Linked DNA regions of Homo sapiens: region 1 is linked to region 2. Evidence: read pairs that join two places in POLR2A ChIA-PET (ENCODE). Cell type or tissue: PC-3. All regions are shown on one strand. Each heading gives the region's core, and the rest is flanking DNA. Links, peaks and the distances in the headings are about the cores only.

Region 1 (11,853 bases), core at 2,210-10,209, 130 kb after region 2:
AATATTATTTGGCCTCAAAAGAGAAGGAAATTCTGAAAGATGTCACGACATGGATGAACCTTGAGGAAATTCTGAAAGATGTCACGACATGGATGAACCTTGAGGACATTACGCCATATGAAATAAGCCAGTCATGAAAAGACAAATACTATATGATTCCACTTATATAGGGTACCTAGAGTAGTCAGATTCATAGGGAGAGAAAGTAGAATAATGGTTGCCAGGGACTAGAGGGAGTGGGGAATAGGGAGTTATTGTTTAATGGGTACAGGGATATAGTTTTGCAAGATGAAGAGTTTTAGAGATTGGTTGTACAACAATATGTTGTTGTTGTTGTTGTTGTTTGAGACAGGGTCTCATTCTGTTGCCGAGGCTGGAGTGCAGTGGTGTGATGATCACAGCTCACTGCAACCTCAAACTCCTGGGCTCAAGCAATCCTCCCACCTCAGCCTCCCAAGTAGCTATAACTAGAGGTGCAGCCACCACATCCAGCTAATTTTTTTATTTTTTGTATAGACGGGGTCTCACTATGTTACCTAAGCTGGTCTTGAACTCCTGCGCTCAAGGGATCCTCCTGCCCCAGCCTCTCAAAGTGCTGGGATTATAGGTGTGAGCACCATGCCTGGCCTGGTTGTACAACAATATGAATGTACTTAACATTACTGACCTGTACACTTACACATGGTTAAGATGGTTAACTTACGTTATGTGTATTTTACAATTTAATTTTTTTAAATTTAAGTATACATTTACATTCTAAATATTTATTAAACGCCCAACCATCCAGCTGTTTCAAAAAAGGCACATCTCCAAAGATGACCTACGATGATAACTACATTGGGCCTTGGCTGTTGGATTATTCCTACCAAGTTGAATTAAGAGGGACTTAAGTAACTCATTAATTAGAACTTCATTACTAAGGTACTGAAGGATTTCATTGCATAGAAAATTAATGCATGTGGGGGTCTACAATTTTTAGTAGGGTTCTGATGTTTTCTATTAATATTTTGTTTTTATAGAGTCTTTAAAAAATAAGAAAACCCCACATTTCCACCTACATCATAATATCTAGTCACAATGACACTGTACCAACTCTAGATAATTAAAGCCAGCTTTTGCTCAGAGATCCCCGCCAGGGTTACCTCCTGAAAAGCAAGTAATGAACACTAAGCCATGTATTTTTTATTGGATTCTCTAAAGTAACATGAGTCAGGCTCCAAGTGTCAGAAGATCTGTCTCATGCTAACAAAAACAAAGATATTTACTGTTTAATCCCCTTTTATCCAAGTACATCAATGTTCTTGGCAAACATTAATCAAACGGAAATTAAGGCATATCCTCAGGATATATGAAGGCATTGGGCTTTCAAAAACTCATACACGAAGCATCTAGATCCAACTACTAATTTACAAAGCAACACATTGAACTACACCATGGCAACATAATTAGCAAAAACTGGACTGCGGGAAACTATGCAGGAAAAATGATCCAGTTTTTTCAACAAAATAAATTTCAAGGAAAAAAGAAAAGAAAAAGAGATAGAGTACGAACCTATAGCTTGAGACTTACAATAAGTGTCAACCAGTTGCAATACCTGAACCTTGATTAGAACAAAGTAGACAAAAAGAATATGACATTTATGAGACAATAGGAAATGCAAACACTGGCTTGATATTTGATAATATTAAGGAATTATAAACATTTTTAGGTGTCACAATGGTTTTGTGGTCATACATAGATATATAGATTTTTTTAAGTGCTTATGTTAGAGATAATCTGTCAGGGATCCCCAGACCACACCCAGGTTTGGTGATTTGGTAGGAGGGTTCACAAGACTCAGCATATAACTGTACTCGTGGCCAAGATTTATTACAGCAAAAAGACACGGAGCAAAATCAGCAAAAGTAAAAGGTGCATGACATAATGTTTAGAGGAAACCAAATACAGGTTTCGAAGAGCCCTCTCCCAGTGAAGTCACACAGGATGGGCTTAATTCCCCCAGCGGCTAGTTACAATAATGCTGTCTACCAGAGAGGCTCATTAGGGACACATTGCTCAGTTTTTACTGAGGACAGGTTACATAGGCAAACTCTGTATAGCACTTACTAAGATTCCAGACTCCCAGAAGGAAAGCAAGTATTCACCACAAACCATGTAGTTTGCACACAAAGCTTAGGTACAGTACACTACTACTAGTTAGGGTGGTTGAGAACCCTCCCAAAATCCAAGTTCCCAGATGCTCGCCAAGGGCCAACCTTGTAAACAGGCCTTCCAAAGGACAGCAATCAGGCCTGCTATGCTCTTTTCTGCACAGATACACAGTGGAATATCTGGGATGAATTAACAGTATGTCTGGGACTTGCTTCAAAATAACATGGAAAGGCAAAATGAGTGAGGATATAGCTGACATAAGATTGGCCAGGAGTTGATACTGTTGAAGTTGGGGCCCGGGCACATGGGAATTTATTGTACTGTTCTTTCTACTTTAGTATATATGTGAGATTTTCCCATAATAAAAAGTTTTGGTAGTTTTTAAACATAGGAGAAAACTCAGAGATAGTGCTTAGGCTATGAGTCAACAGAGCCTATAGGCTGGTGGGGATGAGAATCAGAATTTATAGAACCCTTAGTCTATCACCAAGGCCTGAGGGAAGAAAGGCCTGAGGTGCAGGCCATATGTGAAAAAGGCTTTTGATTGGGACTCTCAAGAGTTAGTGAACATGTTTTGGAAGATAGAGATAGAAAAGGTAGCCTTTTGTCCAAGAAAAACTAAATCTCAGAGCCGGAAGTTTGAGAGTAATTTAATTATAGCCACAGATTAAGTGGCTAGCAAATGATCTTAAATAATCTATGGAGCATTGCAAATGAGATGTATAATACTTTGAATCATTAATTCCAGAGCTATAAAATAAATATGTAGCCACTCTTTCCCATAGCACATTAACAAAGAATGGAGAATGTTTCTTCCATTTCAAAAATTTATTACTGGAGCTGGGCATGGTGGCTCACACCTGTAATCTCAGCACTTTGAGAGGTCGAGGCAGGCAGATCACTTGAGGTCAGGAGTTTGAGACTAGCCTGGCCAACACCGTGAAACTCCGTTCTACTAAAAATACAAAAATCAGCTGGGCACGGTGGCGGGCCCCTCTAATCCCAGCTACTCGGGAGGCTGAGGCAAGAGAATCGCTTGAAGCCGGGAGGCAGAGGTTGCAGTGAGCCAAGATCATGCCATTGCACTCCAGTCTGGGCGATAGAGCGAGACTCAGTCTCAAAAAAAAAAGAAAAAAAATGTATTCTTTAGCACTGATACTTGCTTATACAATAATATTATACTCTAGAAGACATTAGGCTCAGTGTGTCTAAAACCTTGACAACAAGGTCCACACACTAGAAATACCGTGCATTCTGAGTTACTGTTACACAGCCTCCATAGACAAGAATTGAAGGAAGTGAGGGAAATATAGGAAAAGTATATTCTTTATCTGAAACTATAATCTGTATTCAATAATAAATTATCTGAAACAAAAATATTACGAAACCATATTTTAGCTTGTATCATACAAGAGTAGAAAAAAACAACTAAAAGCCCAAGAGCAAACTACGAGCACAGCAAGCTTCACTGCCTGGCCCCTCGCTCCAACACCCCACAATCTGAGATGTCGACCTGTAATAGACAGAAAAGAATGAGGCAGGGAGGACCAGAGCAAATCAGCAATACAGAGTCAAACATGTTCCCTATATCATATGAAGGAAATACATGTTTATCACTGAATGGTGTCATCTTTGATCTCCAAACAAAAAGCATTAATGACTCATCATCAAAACATTCCCTATTACTAAGGATGGCTTTTCACTAATCCACCCATAATCTGCTATCCAATATGAACAAAAATATAAGATGAAATTTCTGGCTGGGGACCAGAACAAAGCCCACAGATGTACAAGGGACCAAGGGTCTTCTTGGTTCTGTGCTAACACCCACAGATCTTTCTTGCCAATGGAAATCATTTAGTATTGGGTTACAAATATACTATAGTATTTAGTCACAGAGGTCCTTCAAAATAACATTATGATTAAATAAAAGATCTAATGTTATTTCTTGTTTTTTGTTTTTTGTTTTTAATGGAGTTTTGCTCTATCGCCCGGTCAGGAGTGCAGTGGCACCATCTCGGCTCACTGCATTCTCCCCCTCCTGGCTTTAAGAGATTCTCCTGACTCAGCCTCCCGAGTAGCTGGGACTTCAGGCACACACCACCACGTCCGGATAATTTTTGTATTTTTAGTAGAGATAGGTTTTTGCCAAGTTGGCCAGCCTAGTCTCGAACTCCTGACCTCAGGTGATCCACCCACTTTGGCCTCCCAAAGTGCTGGGAATACAGGCATGAGCCACTGTGCCTGGCCTTTCTTGTTATCTATTATCCTAGGTGCTAGGTGCCAAGCTACGGGCAAGTGTTAAGGATTCCGCTGAATTTATCTACCTGAGCACTTCAATACATAAGCAAGAACAGCTATTGCATAGACTTTACAATAAATGTTAAAGGTTGGCAATAACATAATTCTCAACAATGTCCTATTGGCAAATTAATTTTCCTTCTACTATCTACAAGTTTCAATGTTAGCTAGCATTCATTCTTGAGATATATGATATATATATATCCATATTTTTTGACATATATCAAAATATATTTAAGCCTAAAATACTAAAAAAATTAAATTGACTTTAAAATGGCCAAAATTCAACTATCCAAAGCAAACCTAAGTGTCCAGTAACAAATGAATGGATAATGAAAATGTACTATACATATACACAATAGAATACTACTAATCAGCCTTAGAAGGAAGTCTTGTCATTTGGGACAATGAATGAACCTGGAGGACATTATGTTAAGTGAAATAAGCTAGTCACAGAGATATAAATACTGCATGATTTCACTTATATGTGGATTGTAAAAAAAAGTCAAAGTCATAGAAGCAGAGAGTGAAATGGAGATTACCAGAGGCTGAGGGCCAGGAACATTGAGGAACTACTGGTCAAAAAACACAAAATTTCAGTTAGACAGGAAGAGTAAGTTCCAGAGATCTATTGTACTTCATGATAATCAATGGTTAATAACAATATATTGTATATCTGAATATTGTTGACAGTAGATTTTGTGTTCTCATCACAAAAGAAAGTGAGGTAATGCATATGTTAAACAGCTTGATTTAGGTATTCCATAGTGTATACATATACCAAAACATCATATTGTAAGCCACAAATATATACAGTATTTACTTGTCAATTAAAATAAGTAAATAGATAGATAAATAGAAGTTTAAGAAGCAAAAATGGACTCTGAGTGGTCAAAAGAGAAGGCATAAAGTCCTTGCATGCATTAAAGCTTTTCTTGAGAGAGAATCCCTTGTTTTCATTCAAAAACTCTACCTCTAGTCTTATTTTATAATTTTATCTGTTATACAGTTTCCAAGTTCATCTGAGTTTAAGTTAGAAAATTCATGTTGTCCTCAGGGTGGGGAACATCACACCCCAGGGCCTGGCGTGGGGTGGGAGGCAGGGGGAGGGATAGCATTAGGAGAAAAACCTAATGTAAATGATGAGTTAATGGGTGCAGCAAACCAACATGGCACATGTGTAACAAACCTGCACATTGTGCACATGTACCCTAGAACTTAAAGTATAATTTTTAAAAAAAAGAGAAATGAAAAAAAAAAAGAAAATTAATGTTGTCCTAAGTAGCATAAACTGGCCTGAGTTAAGCTAAGGCAGGCAAAGAAGATTATAAGGATATAGGTCCCTTCATGAAGTCCAAGAACAGGAACAGTGCTTCAGACAGGACTGGAAGCAGGGCTTAGATGGCTCATCATCCCTCTTGGTTTCTCATCTCTGCTCATTTGTGTATATCTGCCCCCTGTGCTTTCTAGGCCACATGACTGGTAAAAGATGCCCACTGCATAGCTCCTGAGCTTCAAGTTTACAGGTGTAACTACAGAAAGTAAGCTTCCTCCCCTGGAAACGTCCCAGGAAATGGACACGGAATGACTAGGTTGCCACTCCTGGTCCAGTCCCTTGTGGCTGAGGTGAAAGAGGAAGTCGAGTTATAAAATGGCTGGGGATTAAAGAAGGTTCTTAAAATCTAGGAAGACCCTCCGAAGAGTATTCATTAAGGAAGAAAAGCTGTGAAAATACAGGGATCTAGAGGAGCTTTGAAAATATAACAAAAAGTAAGGGTTTATGACATTATCATGAAGGACGCAGGCCCTCCAAATATTTTGACTTGAGGTATATGGGCAAATATCCCATAACACCTTAGTAGACTATGAGGGCTTCATTGTACTATTGGACTATTGATGACTCAACACTGAGAAAAGTTTAAGTTCTATTCAATATACACTTTGAGAAGAATGCAATGCCTCCCTCAGTCAACCCCATGAGGTGCTGTGAAACTGGAATGCCCTTCCTTCAGGGTAGTCCTGAGTTGGCACAATGGGGATGGGCCTTTACTAAACCTGTGCAACAACCAGTCAGTCACCGATATAGGCTGCCCTGCAAGAGGGTGTGATCTTAGTTGAAACAGCTTTTTTTTTCAGACAGAGTCATCTTGCTCTGTCACCCAGGCTGCACTGCAGTGACACAATCACGACTCACTGCAACTTCCACCTCTCAGGCTCAAGCGATTCTCCCACCTCAGCCTTCTGAGTAGCTGGGACTACAGGCATGCACCACCATGCCCGGCTAATTTTTGTATTTTTAGTAGAGATGAGGTTTTGCCATGTGGCCTAGGCTGGTCTCAAACTCCTGAGATCAAGGGATCCACCCACATCAGCCTCCCAAAGTGTTGGGATTACAGGTGTGGGCCACTGCACCCAGCCCGAGAAAAAAATGTTAAAAGCAGCTGGCAGCAGATGGAATGAGGAGTCAGGATGGCAAGTCTCAACAAATTTCAAAAAATATACGCAGATATTCATTGTTCACAGTGAAATTATGCTAGAAGTTGAGAGCAGATGTCCTGAAATAGCTTAAATAAATAAATAGATAAATAAATAAATAAATAAATAAAATTTAAATATTTAAAAGAAGAAATTGGCTGGGTGCGGTGGCTCACATCTGTAATCCTAGTGCTTTGGAAGGCTGAGGCGGGCGGATTGCCTGAGCTCAGGAGTTCGTGACCAGCCTGGGCAACATGATGAAACACTGTCTCTACTGAAATACAAAAAATTAGCCGGGCGTGGCAGTGTGCACCTGTAGTCCCAGCTACTCGGGAGGCTGAGGCAAGAGAATCGCTTGAACCCGGGAGGTGGAGGTTGCAGTGAGCCAAGATCACGCCACTGCACTCCAGCCTGGGCAACAGAGTGAGACTCTGTCTCAAAAAAAAAAAAAAAAAAAAAGAAGCAGAAGAAGAAATTGAGGGCAGAAGGATAACTTAAAAACTGCCAAATTTTTGGAAATAAAGCAATTTCTTTATGAAATGATTCACAGAAAAACTATCAAGGGAAATTAATAAATAAATGAAAAATAATAAAAATTCAACATATCAAAACCTGAGGAATATAGCCAAAGTGTTGCTTCGAGGGAAATTTACATCCTTAAATCATATATTAGAAGCAAAGAAAGGCTGAAAAGCAATGTCTGAGCATTCATTCCAAGAAGCTACAAAAAGAATAGCAAATTAAACTCAAAGAAAGTAGAAAAAAGAAAACAACAAAAACTCATAATCAGCAAACTAGAAAATAATTGTACAATAAAGAAAAATCAACAAAACCAAAAATTAATTATTTAAGAAGACTAATAAAATTATAAAACACTAGTTTGTACAGATATAATCTATGTAAACAATTCCCTATTGCTGGACATCTACGTTATCTCCACTTGGATACACTATTCCACAGCACTGACATAATCATCCTTCCAATATTCATTCATGCTTATTTCCTGAAAATAAATCTTAAAATTATGACTGTTAGCTCAAAGGGTGTAAAAAATTCTAAGGCTTCTGATACATATATTGTGTTAAACTGCCCTATAGAAAGACTGAACGAATTTTACTCCCACTAGCAGTTTGTGATAGTGTTCATTTCCCTAAGAAATAAGTGTGATTTTAAAAAATATTTATTAATTTGTTTGGTTAAAAAAAAACCTCTTCATTTTAATGTGCATTTCTTACATTACTGAGTTGAACACTTCCTCAATGTTTACAGGCTAAGTTTCTTTTGTGAATTGCCTTAGTGTTTTCTATTCTTCTATTAAGGTGTTAGTCTTTCTCACAGATATTATTACTTTTTATATATTGATATTGAGCCCTGAACCAAAGAATTAAAAATATTTTCCTGTTCTGTCAGATGGCCTATTAATGTCCTTTTGAACATGTTGTTGTTGTAGAGAGCTTGAAACTGTATATTCTTGTCAATTTTTTCCTTTATGGTTTGCCTTCATTTGATGTTTAGAAGTACCAACCCCATACCAAGATTATTATGTGAATACTCACCCATATTAACCCCTAATGGAATAGCAGTGGTAAAGACTTGATGAATTTCTACAAATGTCTTGCTGGCTCAGGAATGTAGTCAGGAATTCCATAAAGCATATCAAATGTAAGATATCATTTAAGATTTTTAAAAACTAGAGCTACTACTAGATTCTAGGCTTTGTGGGGCAGAGCCAAGGCAAGGCAAAATTGTGATGTGACTGAAATTGCTTTTAGTGGCCCAAAGTATCTCCTTTTTTCTTTGCCCTTTTACTCCTGAAGCAGCTTCTCCTCCATCCCCAGTTCTAGCTACCTATCTCATTCTCAGTGAAGGAAGGACTGATACTTGTTTACCATAAGACATTAAAGATATTTAAGCTTTTAAAATAACAACTTGCAAAGAGGATGGCCAAGAAAAGGTTAGAAGATTCTGAAGCATTAATGGATTTTCTTTTTTTATTATTATTTTTAATTGTGGTAAAATACACATATTTACAACCTTTATCATTTTTAAGTATACACTTCAGTGGTGGTATTAAATACATTTGCTTTGTTGTGTAACCATCACCACCGTCTGTCCACAGAACTTTTTCATCTTCCAAAACCGAAACTCCATATCCATTAAATGAACGCCCCATTTTCCCCCTCCCTCAGCCACTAGGAGCAACTATGCTACTTTGTCTCTACCGATTGTACTACTTTAGGTACTTCATGTAAGTAGAATCACACAGTATGTGTCTTTTGTGACTGGCTTATTTCACATGGCATAATGTCATCAAGGTTATTCATGTTGAGGCATCTTTCAGAATTTCCTTCCTTTTTGAGGCTGAATAATGTTCCATTGTATAAATACACGACATTTTGTTTATCCATTCATCCACCAATGGACACTGGGTTGCTTCCATCCTTTGGCCATTGTGAATAATGCTACTGTGAACACAGATGTACAAGTATCTCTTTGAGACCTTGCTTTGAATTCTTTTGGGTATATTCCCAGAAGTGAGATTGCTGGATCATATGGTAATTATCAGTTTAATTTTTTTAGGGGGCCGGGCACAGTAGGTCACACCTGTAACCCCAGTGCTTTGGGAGAACAAGGCAGGGGGATCGCTTGGGTGATCAGAGGATTTTGAGGGTTACAGTGAGCTACAATCACCCCTCTGCACTTCAGCGTAGGTGACAGAGGAATACTGCCTCTTAAAAATAAAAAATAAAATAAATAAAAATTTGAGGAACTGACATACTGTTTTCCATAGTGGCTGCATTTTACATTATCACCACCCGTGCACAAGAGTTCCAATTTCTCCACATCCTCTTCAACATTTGTATTTTTTTGTTTTTGTTTTGTGTGATAATAGGCATGAAATGATATTTCATTGTAGGCTAGATTTGCATTTCCCTAATGATTAATGATGTTCAGCATCTTTTCATGTGCTTATTAGCCATTTGTATATATTCTTGGAGAAATGTCTATTCAAATCCTTTGCCCATTTTTTTTTTTTTTTTTTTTGAGATGGAGTTTCGCTCTTTTTACCCGAGCTGGAGTGCAATAGCACGATCTCAGCTCACTGCAACCTCTGCCCCTAGGGTTCAAGTGATTCTCCTGCCTCAGCCTCCTGAGTAGCTGGGATTACAGGCGTGCGCCACCAGGCCCAGCTAATTTTTTGTATTTTTAGTAGAAACGGGGTTTCACCATGTTAGCTAGGCTGGTCTCAAACTCCTGACCTCAGGTGATCCGCCCGCCTCGGCCTCCCAAAGTGCTGGGATTACAGGTGTGAGCCACCATGCCTGGCCTCTTTGCCCATTTTTCAACAGGGAGTTTAATAGGGTTCTTTGGTTGTTTGTCGTTGAGTTGTAGAAATTCTTTATGGATTTTCTTTTATTTGTAGCCTTTCTTAGTACCCTCCAAATCAGTTCATTCAGGTAGCTTTCTCCTTTTCTCTCCCTTCTCTCAAAAAACGTTCTTCTTAGTTCATGCCTAATCCAAGAGGCTAATCCCAACACCAAAAAATGGATCAGGAGTGAGGCATCTCAATTCTAAAAGCATCAAACAATGCTTTAAATATATTATAAAATATATTTAAATATTGTTTGTATTGTGTGTATACACAAAATCAGAAAACTTTTTTTTTTTGAGACGGAGTCTTGCTCTGTCGCCCAGGCTGGAGTGCAGTGGCAAGATCTTGGCTCGCTGCAAGCTCCGCCTCCCGGGTTCACGCCATTCTCCTGCCTCAGCCTCCCGAGTAGCTGGGACTACAGGCGCCTCCCACCAGGCCCGGCTAATTTTTTTTGTATTTTTAGTAGAGATGGGGATTTACCTTGTTAGCCAGGATGGTCTCCATCTCCTGACCTCATGATCCACCCGCCTCGGCCTCCCAAAGTGCTGGGATTACAGGCGTGAGCCACCGCGCCCAGCCAGAAAACGTTTTTTTTTTACTCAAAAATGTCTCTTTGAAATACCTTTGGCCAGGTGTGGTGTCTCATGCCTGTTATCCCACCATTTTGGAAGGCCAAGGAGGGAGGATCGCTTGAGCCCCAGGGCTCAAGACCAGCCTAGGCAACATTGTGAGGCCCCGTTTCTACAAAAAAATACAAAAATTAGCTGGGCGTGGTGGTGTGTCTGTAGTTCCAGCTGCTTGGGAGACTGAGGTGGGAGAATTGCTTTAGCCCAGGAGTTCAAGGCTGCAGTGAGGTATGATTGTGCCACTGTACTCCAGCCTGGATGACAGAACAAATCCCTGGCTCTAAATAATAAAAATAAAAATAAGATAAAATTGAAAAAGGAATATATTTGTTTACACTACTTGAAAAAAGAAAATATTTGTTTTTTTCTGATTATAAAAGAATGTATGTTGATTATAACAATTCAGATATTACATAATTGAATAAAGTATTAATAGAAAATGAAAATCTCCCAAAACCCTCTTGCCCACAGAAAAAAATATTTTAAGCAGTCTAAACAGTCTAGTATAAACTTCCATAACATAGGCATACACACAGACACACACACACATACATATACTACACACACACACACACACACACACACACACACACTGTATTTTACTTTTCTCTATTTAACAATATATCCTAGACATTTATCCATATTAATATGAGATGCTGTTAATTATCTTTTTTAAATAGTGGTCAAGATAGTATTTATATATATAAACTAATATTAAATTTTTGTTTGGGAGGCCAAAGCGGGCAGATCACCTGAGGTCAGGAGTTCCAGACCAGCCAGGCCAGTGAAACCTCGTCTCTACTAAAAATATAAAAATTATCCGGGCATGGCGGCACACACCTGTAATCCCAACTACTCAGGAGGCTGAAGCAGGAGAATTGCTTGAACCTGGGAGTCAGAGGTTACAGTGAGCCAAGATCGCGCCAC
Region 2 (11,853 bases), core at 2,375-10,374:
CAATGTGGGATTTATATTAGCTTTTTGGTCTCTTTTAGACAGGATTTTCTCATCTGCAAGGTGATGAGAGCCTATCTTTTGTATTACACAATCTCTTTTATTTTGACTTTTAAGTGTCATATTGTAATGAACTTTGTCAGTAGGTCCAGATAGAAGCAAAATTTGAAGAAAATACTCTGCTCCACAGATACTGAATTATCTGGCTTTTTATGAGATATTTCAGGGCATTTCTGGTCATTTGTATAATTAGGTTACCTTTAAGGCTGGTACTTGTAGGGATGCTTGGGAACTCTTTGTTTCCTGATAGCAGGATACATGGAATGGGGAGGATGTGCAGAATTATTACAAGTATGAAAGGTACATTGGCAAATGCAGAAGAGTCCTTGAAATAGATAATTCATTACAAATGGAGTCTGAATTTTCTTTTCATAGGAATATATCTTCAAAATTATAATCAAAACCAGTCTACATGTAAATTTTACATTAGGCCATTCAATATATAAAACAAAGTCCAACTGGCCGGGCGCAATGGCTCATGCCTGTAATCCCAGCACTTTGGGAGGCCAAGGTGGGTAGATCATGAGGTCAAGAGATCGAGACCATCCTGGCCAACATGGTGAAACCCCATTTCTACTAAAAATACAAAAAATTAGCTGGGCATGGTGGTGGGCACCTGTAGTCCCAGCTACTCGGGAGGCTGAGGCAGGAGAATCACTTGAACCTGGGAGGCGGAGGTTGCAGTGAGCCGAGATTGTGCCACTACACTCCAGCCTGGTGACACAGGGAGACTCCATCTCAAAAAAAAAAACAAAAACAAAAACAAAAATCCAACTTTACTGACTTTATACTATCACATAGCCCAGTCTTTAAACTGTTTGACTTTACCGAAGTACTTGTGAATAAAATTATATGATTTCTAAGATTTGCTTTAAAATAATCCAATCCATTGGATGGAGTGGGTTGGGGAGATGGAATGGGAGGTGAATATGTGTTGAACATTCTGGAACTGGGTGGTAGGTACACAGAAGATATGGAGGTTCATTCTACTATTCTATTTACTTTTGTATATGTTTAAAATTTTTCATTAAAAAAAAAACAAAAGTGTTTGACTCACCACCATAAGGGTCATCTCTTCCTTGAGGTCATCATATCTTTCTTCCAGGCGACTGAACTCATTCAGAAGGTTCTGATATCTCAGCCTTTCATCATTAAGGTCGAGTTCCAGTTGTTTCGTTTCTTCTACTAACTTCTTCTCCATAGTTTCTGAAATTAAAAAAAGGATATGCATACTAAAGATGGCCCCTTGAGAATGCAATTGTGTAAACATGTATACTGATTTCCAGTTTCTCTGTAGGCAATTTTACTTTTAGTATCACTGTGATCCATGAAGAGTGTCTTAGTAAAATTTAGGAAAAGAAAAAATGACCAAAAAATGAAATAATTTATTAATAATAACAATCATCTACTGAGTTATTCCATGTACTCTGGCCTTAGTACCACTAATTGATACACTGGTTACAGCACATCCTTGAAAAACTTCCACTAGTCAGTCACTGTCTAGTAACTAAAGTGTACATATTTTTATTCCAATGGTATTCTATTCATAAAATTATTTTGCCCAAAGTAGTGTACTCTCTCAAAATGACCTCCTCACAGATATTTCTCAAGAGAGATATTTCTCAAGAGAATGGCAACTTTTCAGTGGACCCGGTTGTCCTACTCTACAGAGTCTCTCTTAATTTACCATCTCACAGTTCTGTCTTACGTTTTCTACGACTTTAACCTCCCCTGCTGTCCTATTACTTCCCAGCTTCTAACCAGATAAAATGCTCGGGCCTGGCCAGCTGTGTTGTGTGCTTGTTGGTCATCCCCACGCGCTGCTGAGGAAACCTTGCCTTCTCCATTTACCTACACCCTCAGCCCTCTTTGTGGCTGTGGTTTGCTTTTGGCTAGGACATGATCTGGAGATTGGAGATTAGCCCTTGACTGCAGATGAAGTAAAGTAACAAAACCTCAAATCTCAGCTGTATGTCTTAACTCAATCAGCCAACCAGTCACATTTATAATATTAAGCTTCTACCACTTTGCTCCATGTTACCCATATATTTTGAGGCTAAATCTTAATCTGCCCTGCCTGCTTCTATTGCTTCACCACTGCTTTCTCTGTGAGCACGATGAGGCAAGGGCTACAAGTGTCTTGTCACAGCTGCTTTCCTGGTGCCCACCACAGTGCTTCCCTAGAGTAGGGCTTTAATAATTTGTAAATGAATGAATGAAAGAATTTCTTCTCTCTAAAACATTCTACAAGTTGCCTTTTATTCTCACCAGTTTGCAGAAGCTGCTCTGAGCCTACCAAAAAATTTTCCCTTGGCAAACTCACTGTCATTTCTTTGTTCTTACAGTTCACTTTCAAATAACATTTTATATTTTCCTAGAAGATTCTCATCATTCTGGATCCTTCTGTTACATGCTGCCTCCCAGCAGCCTTCTTTCCAGGGCTCTGTTTTCTCCTTCACCTCTTAATTTTATTTTCTGGCTCCTTTTCTTTACCTCATCCCTTAGTATGGTCATTAATTCCAGGTTTTCTTCTCTTTCCTCAGTATTAGCCCCTTCAGCTAGGAGAGGTGAGGCAGTCTCTCTTACCACCACAGTTTTAATGGGTATCTTTAGGCTCCCTTCTTATTTTTTCTCTACTCTTTAATCTGGATTTGCTTTCTGAATACCTCCATGTTGAGGTCCTAGCTGACATATCAAACTTAACACTCCAACAACTGGCCTCATTAATTTGCCTCATAAATGTATACTTTTTTCTCAATATCCGTATTACTAATAACATATCTTTATTGTTTTGTTATCTCATTGTAAAATCTTAGAACATTTTTGCCTTTTTTGAATACCAGTGTAATCAACAGAATGTATATGAAAATGTATTATTTTCATATAATATATCCCCATTCCAAACCATCTTTTCTCTTCCATTTCCACCACTAATTACTGTATAGATCTGTATCTTCTTACCCCATATTTATATATATGTGGATTCCTTATAAACTTATCACCATTCTAACCTACCCCACAAACAGAAAATAGAATAAATGTCCATATCTAGTTAGTTCTCTATTTTAAAAATTAGTGTTTTTTTAGACTAGCAAAGAGTGGTGAATCTTAGAATAACATCCATTGATTTAGCAAAAAAAAAAAAAAAAAAAAAAGACAATACACACACACACAGAAATATACACATATCAGCTCAAAAATTCTTACTAAATCATTAGGAATCCTATAAGCCTTAACTAGTAAATCACACATGCAGAACAAATTAATTTTAAAAAAAAATTACATATGACACTGACTGAACCGGAGTTCACATTTGTACCTAGAGATACCAGATTTACAAGTTTATCAAGCAACGAATTCAACCAAAATATCTGATCTGTTGCCTCTTGGAACTTTATAAATTTGCTGATGACAGCCTCAACTTTTAAAAATATTTAAATTCTAAATAATGTTGTGTAACTCATCAAATGACATTGTAACTTACATAACTTTGGTGTGAGGTTGGTTGGCGTGTAGTACGCATATAAGCTTTACCTGTCATCTCCTTAGCCTGCTGCACGATGCGGTGATTGAGGGCTTCTTTTTCTTGCTTCAGCAAAGTATTTTCTTCCTTCAGATTTGATACCAGCTACGAAATGAAACAATAAACTGAGATGGTTGCAATGGACAGAGGAAGCCTGATGACCAAGGATAAAGACCATAAGCAGTCATTCCTTACTTCCACCACCTCTGTGCTCCCTGTCTTTGCCTGGTTATGTCTAGTCACCTTACAAACTTGCTCAAGCATTACTCCCTCCCAAGAGCCTTCCTGAAACCCCCTTCAATTAGCTGTCTTTTCCCTGTGCTACTACAAGACCCTGTATATGCTCTTTATATCCGTTATAAATGATTTACTTTCCTCTTTTCCAGAATAGACTAGAATTTCTTGAAGGATAAGGATGGTGATGGTTTTTTACTTTACATTAAACATTAAAACATTAAAGTTTTACTTTACATTAAACATTAAAAAATTGCCTGGCACTAAGTCAGCATTTGCTCTCAAAGGTAATTGATATTACCTTCTCCTCTGAATGCTTTCACACAAAGCTTATGTGTACCCATGATTCAAGTGGGGAGATTAAGGAGGTTAAGAAGGATATGAGGATGTTTAGTTTGGGAAATTCACTGAAGAGCTTTTGATTCTCCCATCTGATGTCAAGAAAGAGAATTTCTCTTTCATCTCCCTTTAAGAGTTTTACAAGGCTGAGAACTAGTCCTTTTATTCCATGTTTAAATAAGCATTGACATTACAACAATGTCAATGTACTTAATGCCACAGAACTGTCCACTTAAAAATGGTGAAAATGGTAAATTTTATGTCATGTATATTTTAAAACACACACACACACACACACACACACACACACACACACACACACAAGTTGACTCTTAACTTTCTAGTTCTTTGCTGGATAAGGATTCCCAGGAAGGAAAAGTTAAAACCAAAGGTAATTTTGCAAAGTACATAATTTACTCAGCTCATCTTTGGAATAAAGTGTGTGCTTATGATGAGTAAAATCTGAATTCCTTTTTCTAAGCTAAAGTTTAAGGAACTCTGAAAACAAGAGCTTTAATAATAGGGAGAGAACTGGCAGGCAAATCTCTTGTCATGTCAGGGGGTTTAGGACAGGAAAAGAGGGCTCCAGGGAGCAGGAAAGTTGGATAACTACACTGTGCCACACACAGCAGACATCAGTCCAGTAGGTATCCCTTCCGAGGGCTCAGTCTTTTCCCTCTGGACTGACCTTGCCTTAACATCCACTCTCAGTAAAAAAAGCCCCAGCTCTCTGTGGGCTTTCAGGAGAGGCTCTTGTTTGGTAGGGGTGCACAACCAATCACCTATGGTACTTTTTCAAAATAATGTGCCTAGCCCACACTCCCAGAGTCTGGATAGCTCCCTTTTTATATAAAAACTCCCCAGCAGTTTTGATAAATGCTCTTGGTTAGGAACCATACATAACTCTACTGTAACTTCTGGGCTCCTTGATCAGACTGAGAATGTCATTTTCCTGACCATGAAGCTGACTGTCACAGTGAAATGTTTTCATTCTTCCCCTATCACTACATTCCATCAAAAGAACTAATGGGGCCAGGCGCAGTGGCTCACACCTGTAAACCCAGCGCTTTGTGAGACCAATGTGGGAAAACAGCTTGAGGCCAGGAGTTCAAGACCAGCCTACACAACATAGGAAACACCGTCTGAACTAAAGTTAGTGCCTACAGCTATCTCTGTGAGAAGTGGGAGAAAATGAAATGAAATGAAAGAAAAAATCTGAATCTGCTTGTGTGTTTATTCTATCAGACTAGAAAGGCAAGAACTTGGCTTTGAAAAGGAAAGGAGAATCTTCCCACCACACTTAACTACTGTACAGATTCTGAGGAATCCGAAGCTGGAAAGCTTCCGTGGTTTGGGGAGACTTAAAGGGAAGAAAAGAGATCTTAAACATTCAAGAGTATCTTTTTGAGTGCACGTCTTAATTCTGAGAGAACAAGCTTGCTGTATCAAAACAACATTATATAAAACAGAAAAGAATCTCACCTTTTGGCACTGCTGTTTCTATATATAGAGTACAGATCTAGAGATATAGGAGGAATTACTTTACTGGAACCTGTAATGCCATGGAAGGACTGCAATTTTACCAGCCACCCTATCCTAACCGACCTGCATCTAAGTTCCTGCTGTAGTTCTCACTGCATGTGCTGATATTAACATTTAGAAGTCAGTACAGACAAACCATATCAGGATTCTTGCCAGCAGTTACAGCTGACACAGGCAACTCTGTTTTCATTTAAAGATGGTAATACCAGCGGAATCTCTGAAAATCGATTACTTTTTTCCAGGAAGCCTAATGTTGAGGTACTTTTACAAATGTTTCAGCAGTACATCTCATTACTACTTGACAATCTTAATGTCTTCTATACTTAATAAAGTTTTGATATGTTAATACAAATTTGAAGCGTGCAAGTACTGGTCAATCTGAAAGCATTTTGTGGGGAGGGTTCCATCTGCGTAAAGCTGTTGGTTGCAATCACTGTGCAGACATTTAGACTTCTCCTGCTTGGACTTCTTAATACAGCCTTAATGCAGGCTTCAACAAGGATCCCTACCATCAGGTACTAAATATTATGTCTAATGTTCCATTATTAGAACACTAAGCATGTGGGAGTTATTTATATTCTACTGCTCAAGGTCATTGCCAAAGACTGATTTTGCAATTCAAAAAATTGCAACCTTAGGCATAAATGGGTTAATCACATTAACCCTACTGAAGAAAAAGGAGTCTACGCCCCAGACTGACTTTTTTTTTAAAAGGAGTCTATGCCCCAGACTGACTTTTTTTTTTTTTTTTTTTTTTTAATATACAAGTGTTAGTAGGTACTTGGCCATTCTCTCCTAAAAATACAGCTTTGCCTCTGTTCTTATTAGAGTAGAAAGTTCTACTAAAAGACCTACAGCCTACTCATTGATAATGAGAAATAAATGCTTGGGAAACAGTAATAATGAACAGTAATTCAACTAAAATTTGTACTGCATTTCTAATAAAACCAACAGTGAGTCACACGGACCAAGTCATGATGACAGCACCTCTCTTTTGTGTACGGAGTAGATGGGGATATGGACATTATTCCTACCTGCTCTGTTTCTTGTTTGTATCGATCTGCATGTTCCTCAATGCATTTTTTCTCTGAACGAGTTTGCTCCAGGTCTTTCCGGAGCTTGGCAATTTCTTCCTGCAGACTAAGGACCCGCCCAGTGGCAACTTTCGCTTCCTCTTCACTTAGTTGAAGACGTTCTAAGTCACTTCGTAGTTTCTCAGTCTCAGAGTTGTATATTCCTTCCAGATTGGTTAGTTTCTCCACAAGGCATTTGTAGTCTTTGTTCTTTAAACATACACATAAGTAACAATAAGTAAATACACATATCATCAAATGTATTTAGTAAGAAAACCATGTTTATTCATCATATTCATGCTATATCATCATAACATTGATATAGTATCCAACCAAAATACTACAACATTTGCAATAGCACAACCAATACCTTCTAGGTGACACAAACAGAGAAGAAAACAGGCACAATTAATTCAATTCTGTTTGATGTGGTAAGCAAGATGGATGTGATTTTCTCATAGTCACAGGGTGAGTTACATAGTAAATTCTTAATTTCCTGATTCTTAATTCAGAAATAGGAGGATCTATACTTGTTTTTGAAAACAGATCAAAATGTTGCTAAAAACCATTTACTAGCTTAGTGATGCGTACGAATGATTAAAACAGCCTCAAAATCCCAAGTTGGCCAGGTGTAGTGGCTCACACCTATAGTCTCAACACTTTGGGAGGCCAAGGCAGGAGGATCACAAGAGGCCAGGAGTTCAAGACTAGCCTGGGCACATAATGAGACCCCGTCTTTACAAAAAAATTTAAAAATTAGCTAGACATGGTGGTGTGTACCTGTAGTCCTAGCTACTTGGGAGGCTGAGGCAGGAGGATCACTTGAGCCCAGGAGTTTGAGGCTGTAGTGAGCCGTGATTGCACTGCTGTACTTTAGCCTGGGTGACAGGGTGAGAATCTGTCCTAAAACAAAAAACAAAAAAAAAAAACCCTCTCCCTACACACACACACGTTTCTCACAAATCTTTATGTTTACTACCTCAAAATTTCTCCCTCCCACTCAGAAAATCTTCCATCCCATTTCATTCTGATCCCTGTTTTGCTTTGCTCTCCTTAGCATTTTTATATTCTTAATTACCTTTATATCATTTACATGTGCTAAAATATTAGTAACTATCTTTAATCAAACAAACTTTTATCTCTGCAACAGATTGCAAGTTCATCAGAAGCATCAACATTTTCCTGATGCTTTTGCTATTTCAATGCTAAACCAACTCATCTGTAAAATGAACATGATACCACATGAAAATAAATGATAATTTTGATAGAGCATTGCCAAGTACAAAATACAGTATGCCTGGTTCAAGCTGGTGTTTGAAAAATAAGTAACATACAATATGACTCTTGGTCATAAAGGTTTGAAGCATTAGTAGATCTCTGTTCTCAAAAATAATTTCCTGCCAGGCATGGTAGCTCATGCTTGTAATCCCAGTACTTTGGGAGGCTGAGGCAGGAGGATTGCTTGAGGCAACAGCCTGGCAACATGAGACCCTGTTTCTACAAAATAAAAAAATTAGCTGGGTGTGGTAGTACGTGCCTGTAGTCCCATATACTCAGAAGGCTGTGGTGGGAAGATCACTTGAGCCCAGCAGGTTGAGGCTGCAGTGAGCTGTGACCATGCCACTGAACTCTAGCCTGGGCGACAGAGTGAGACCCTGTCTCAAATAATAGTAATAATAATAATAATAATAATAATAATAATAATAATAATAATAACTTCCTGCCTTAGTTTTTGCAATTGTGATCCACCTTATGAGTTCATAAGTACTTCCATGCCCATTATGGAAATAAATACGGTCATAATTTTACTTTTTACTAAGACCGAAGGGTAAAGTCAAAGAAAAACAATATTGAAAATAATCCTGGTGGATTTCTTCAGGCATACTCCACTCTCAGGGCCCCTTTGTGAAACACACCTGCTCATCAACTTTGCGCTGCAGCTGCATGATCTTGTTCTCCATGCCGATGTGCAGCTTCTTATAGCGCTCCACTGAGCGAGCCTCGATTTTGAGCTTCTTTAGCTCACGCTTGGCCATCATCCGCCTGAAGCAGCACTGAAGGTAGATGATGGCATGCATGCTCCTCTTGTAGTGTGTGCGGGCCAGCCAGCCCCGGACTCGCTTCTGAATGATGACTGCTTTGTGCTCACGGAGTATCTGCAGAAAAGGATAAGGGCAAGCAATGTCAAGACCCTGGACTACACTCATGATTATCAATCTATGTCGGGCTGAAAATCCACACATTACCTAGAGGAAAAGACATAAAAGTTGAATTGACAATGTACTATGTAGATTATACTTATCACAGATATATGGAGGCTACAAAATTATTTTTAAAAGTGATTTGAAAAGTAGACTTTAGAAGGTGATTTCAGAAACATACATAAAAATGTGTCATATGCACATATTATGTGTATAATTCTAAGCAGAATATAGAGTTGGAAGCTGTCTAAATAAAAAGCACCAGATTACCAAAAGAAAAACAACTATAAAAAGAAAGAAAAAATACATTAGGTTTCTTATTAGTATATGATTTCTGTTGGCAACAGATGATCCTCTATAAAATTAACAGAACCAGGCATCCTGTAAACTATGTGCTACTAAAATAAGAGATATCCCCACCACCCTGACTGCTGATACCACCTCACTATGCATTATTAGGCCCGTGCATGAGGACACGGGGTATGGGCAGCAAACTGTCTGTAGAGGCCAACACTTGGGGTACTAAAAAGTTTGTACTGATTTATTGATTTTTTTTTTTTTTAGAAACTAAAAGATGACACTCTTGTTTACCACATTTGAGGAATACCATTCTAGTGAGGATTTTCCATTGCTATTTCAAATGTAGCAAGGATCCACTTTTGGGATTCAAAGGTAGGAGGGATGGGGCTTTAAAATGAAAGGTAAAAGTAAAAAGATGTGAAACAAACTAATCTTACTTTTGATTTTATGTTACATTTCCTAAAAAAAAATGATATTTCCCTAAACTTATAAACAAACAAAAGTTTGCCTTATTAGATGAATTTGTTGTCGCTAAAGAGCACCAAAAAGACACCGTGTAAACATTTTCTAGGAAAGATGGAGAAGAAATTCTTGAATTTTAAGAAGAGGTAGCCAGGCACAGTGACTGGATAAATAAAACTATTAATGCCAATTTTCCTGTTCCATTTGCTTCTCCCATGTAACTTTGGACATGGGTCCATTTTTGTAATTTTAGTCAAATGGAAACAGCATTTAATCAGAGCTTCCATTTTCAATCTCACTTTCATCATGAGTGAGAGAAATTAATCAACACCTGTACTCTCTTTAAGACCCCCCCACTCCAAATCTCATGAAGGGGAACCTTGGACCTGAAATACAGCTAGAAGGAGCACTAATGTGATGGCTGTTGGCTTACATGTGAGCAAGCCTCTACGCTACCACCTTCCACCCTGTCCAGTCACAGTGGGAGCCTGAGCTGGCCGGAGGCTGCCACTGCTAAACCAGTGACCTCAAAACCCAGCTCAGATGTTCCTAAGGAAAGTAGTGAGGAACACAGGAAGGTAACTAGTTTGGTGTATCTGAAAAGCAACTTCAAACCTCTTTCCTCCCTAAAATCTCACGCTTATATAGAAAGAGCATGAGACTACATAAAGGAGGGGTGAGCAGAAAGATCTGGAGTAGCTATCTTCAAAACACAGCTATTAAATACACTCATTCAAGCCTCACCAGTTTCGAATTTTTTGTTGTCTAAAATCACTTCAAATAAAAATAAATAAATAAATAAATAAATAAATAAATAGGGCCTAGGTCACACCCATATACTGTCTGTGCTTAGAGACCCAAATCACCCCATTAATGCTCCTTCTAATGGTGATGTCCATAGAGCTCTAATATCCAGGCTTGTATTTCTCACTGATTTGAAATATAGCCTGTAGGATAGACTCCAAACCTTGCCAAAATGAAAGAGATAAAAATCGTTCATCAATGGTCACAGGTGATAATTAAGACTACTCTGGTGACCCCATTAATTATTGCTAGATGTAAGATTATTTGTCAAAAACTTTTGGAGCATTGTATCTGTCAATACAATTTTAACCACATTAATGTTATAATTTGCCTCCTCTTCACCATGGTAAATTCTTCCAAGGTTGTCTCATTCTTGGAATAACCTTTAACCTGTTTGTCATATATTCTATCTATTCAAAGTTCTCTGTAGTCATCTGAATAGGGGGCCCCAAGGAAATTAGGTGCTAATCCCTGGAACCTGCAAATGCTATTTATTCAGAAAAAGGGCCTTTGCAGATGTGATTAGGTTAAGGGTCTTCAGATGGGAGGATTATCCTGGATCACATGGGTGGAACCAAATGCTATCATAATTATTCTTATAAGAGGCAGATAGGAGAAGTCAAGTCAGATACACAGAAGAGAAAATGCTGTGAAAACAGAGGCTGAGACTGGACTGATGTGGCTACAAGCACAGGAATGCTGGCAGCCACCAGAAGCTGCAAGAGGCAAGGAATGGATTCTCCCCTGGAGCTTCTGGAAGGAGAGCAGCCTGCTGACAACTTGATTTTGTCCCATTGATAATGATTTTGGACTTCTGGTCTCCAGAACTCTGAGAGAATTAATTTTGGCTGTTTTAAGGTAACAAGTTTGTGATAATTTATTATAGCAGCCACAGTAAACTAACATACTTTTTTTTTCAAATTATATAAACAAAGAGAAAGAAGGAGGTAAAAGTTTTTTTCCCATTGTTTTGTTAATAACTGTATGTGATTATTTAGTATTTTAAAATGCATTTCAGGCTGGGCATGTGCACAATGGCTCATACCTATAATCTCAGCACTTTGGGAAGCCACAGTGGGAAGACTGCTTGAGGCCAGGAGTTTGAGGCTGCAGTGTACTATGACTGCACCACTGCACCCCAGCCAGGGTGACAGAGCGAGATCCTATTTCTAAAAAAGAATTTTTTAAAATAAATAAATATGCATTTCAATAGCTGGTTGTCCCCATACAGTTCCTACCTTCATTGTAGCCCCTGTGGTACTCTGTATAGATGTGAAATTTGGTTAATGCTAATAGAATGAATAAACAAAGTTGAAAA

What was found. ChIA-PET counts read pairs that join two places held together with the same protein. Peaks named below come from ENCODE experiments on the same cell type or tissue, not always from the same donor. Only the 100,000 strongest peaks of a DNase experiment are listed, where the experiment ranks them.
Region 1: POLR2A ChIA-PET joins it to region 2 with 14 read pairs; 3 of 35 experiments call an interaction of 5 or more read pairs at or near these places.

Annotation. Positions count from the first base shown.
Region 1 is chr15:52,490,392-52,502,244 of GRCh38, forward strand. All of the region lies in intron 1 of MYO5A (myosin VA), which reads right to left. Among named protein-coding and RNA genes, the nearest start is that of MYO5A, 33 kb to the right of the region's middle. In PC-3, for the core only: no CTCF peak of the experiment used is centred there; a DNase peak (open chromatin) is centred at 6,540; H3K27ac peaks cover 1,183 bases.
Region 2 is chr15:52,363,440-52,375,292 of GRCh38, forward strand. MYO5A (myosin VA) reads right to left here. Exons shown (of 42, transcript NM_001382347.1): 21 at 8,685-8,924; 22 at 6,730-6,978; 23 at 3,592-3,685; 24 at 1,115-1,263. Among named protein-coding and RNA genes, the nearest start is that of MYO5C, 74 kb to the left of the region's middle. In PC-3, for the core only: no CTCF peak of the experiment used is centred there; a DNase peak (open chromatin) is centred at 6,732; H3K4me3 peaks cover 880 bases; H3K27ac peaks cover 1,981 bases.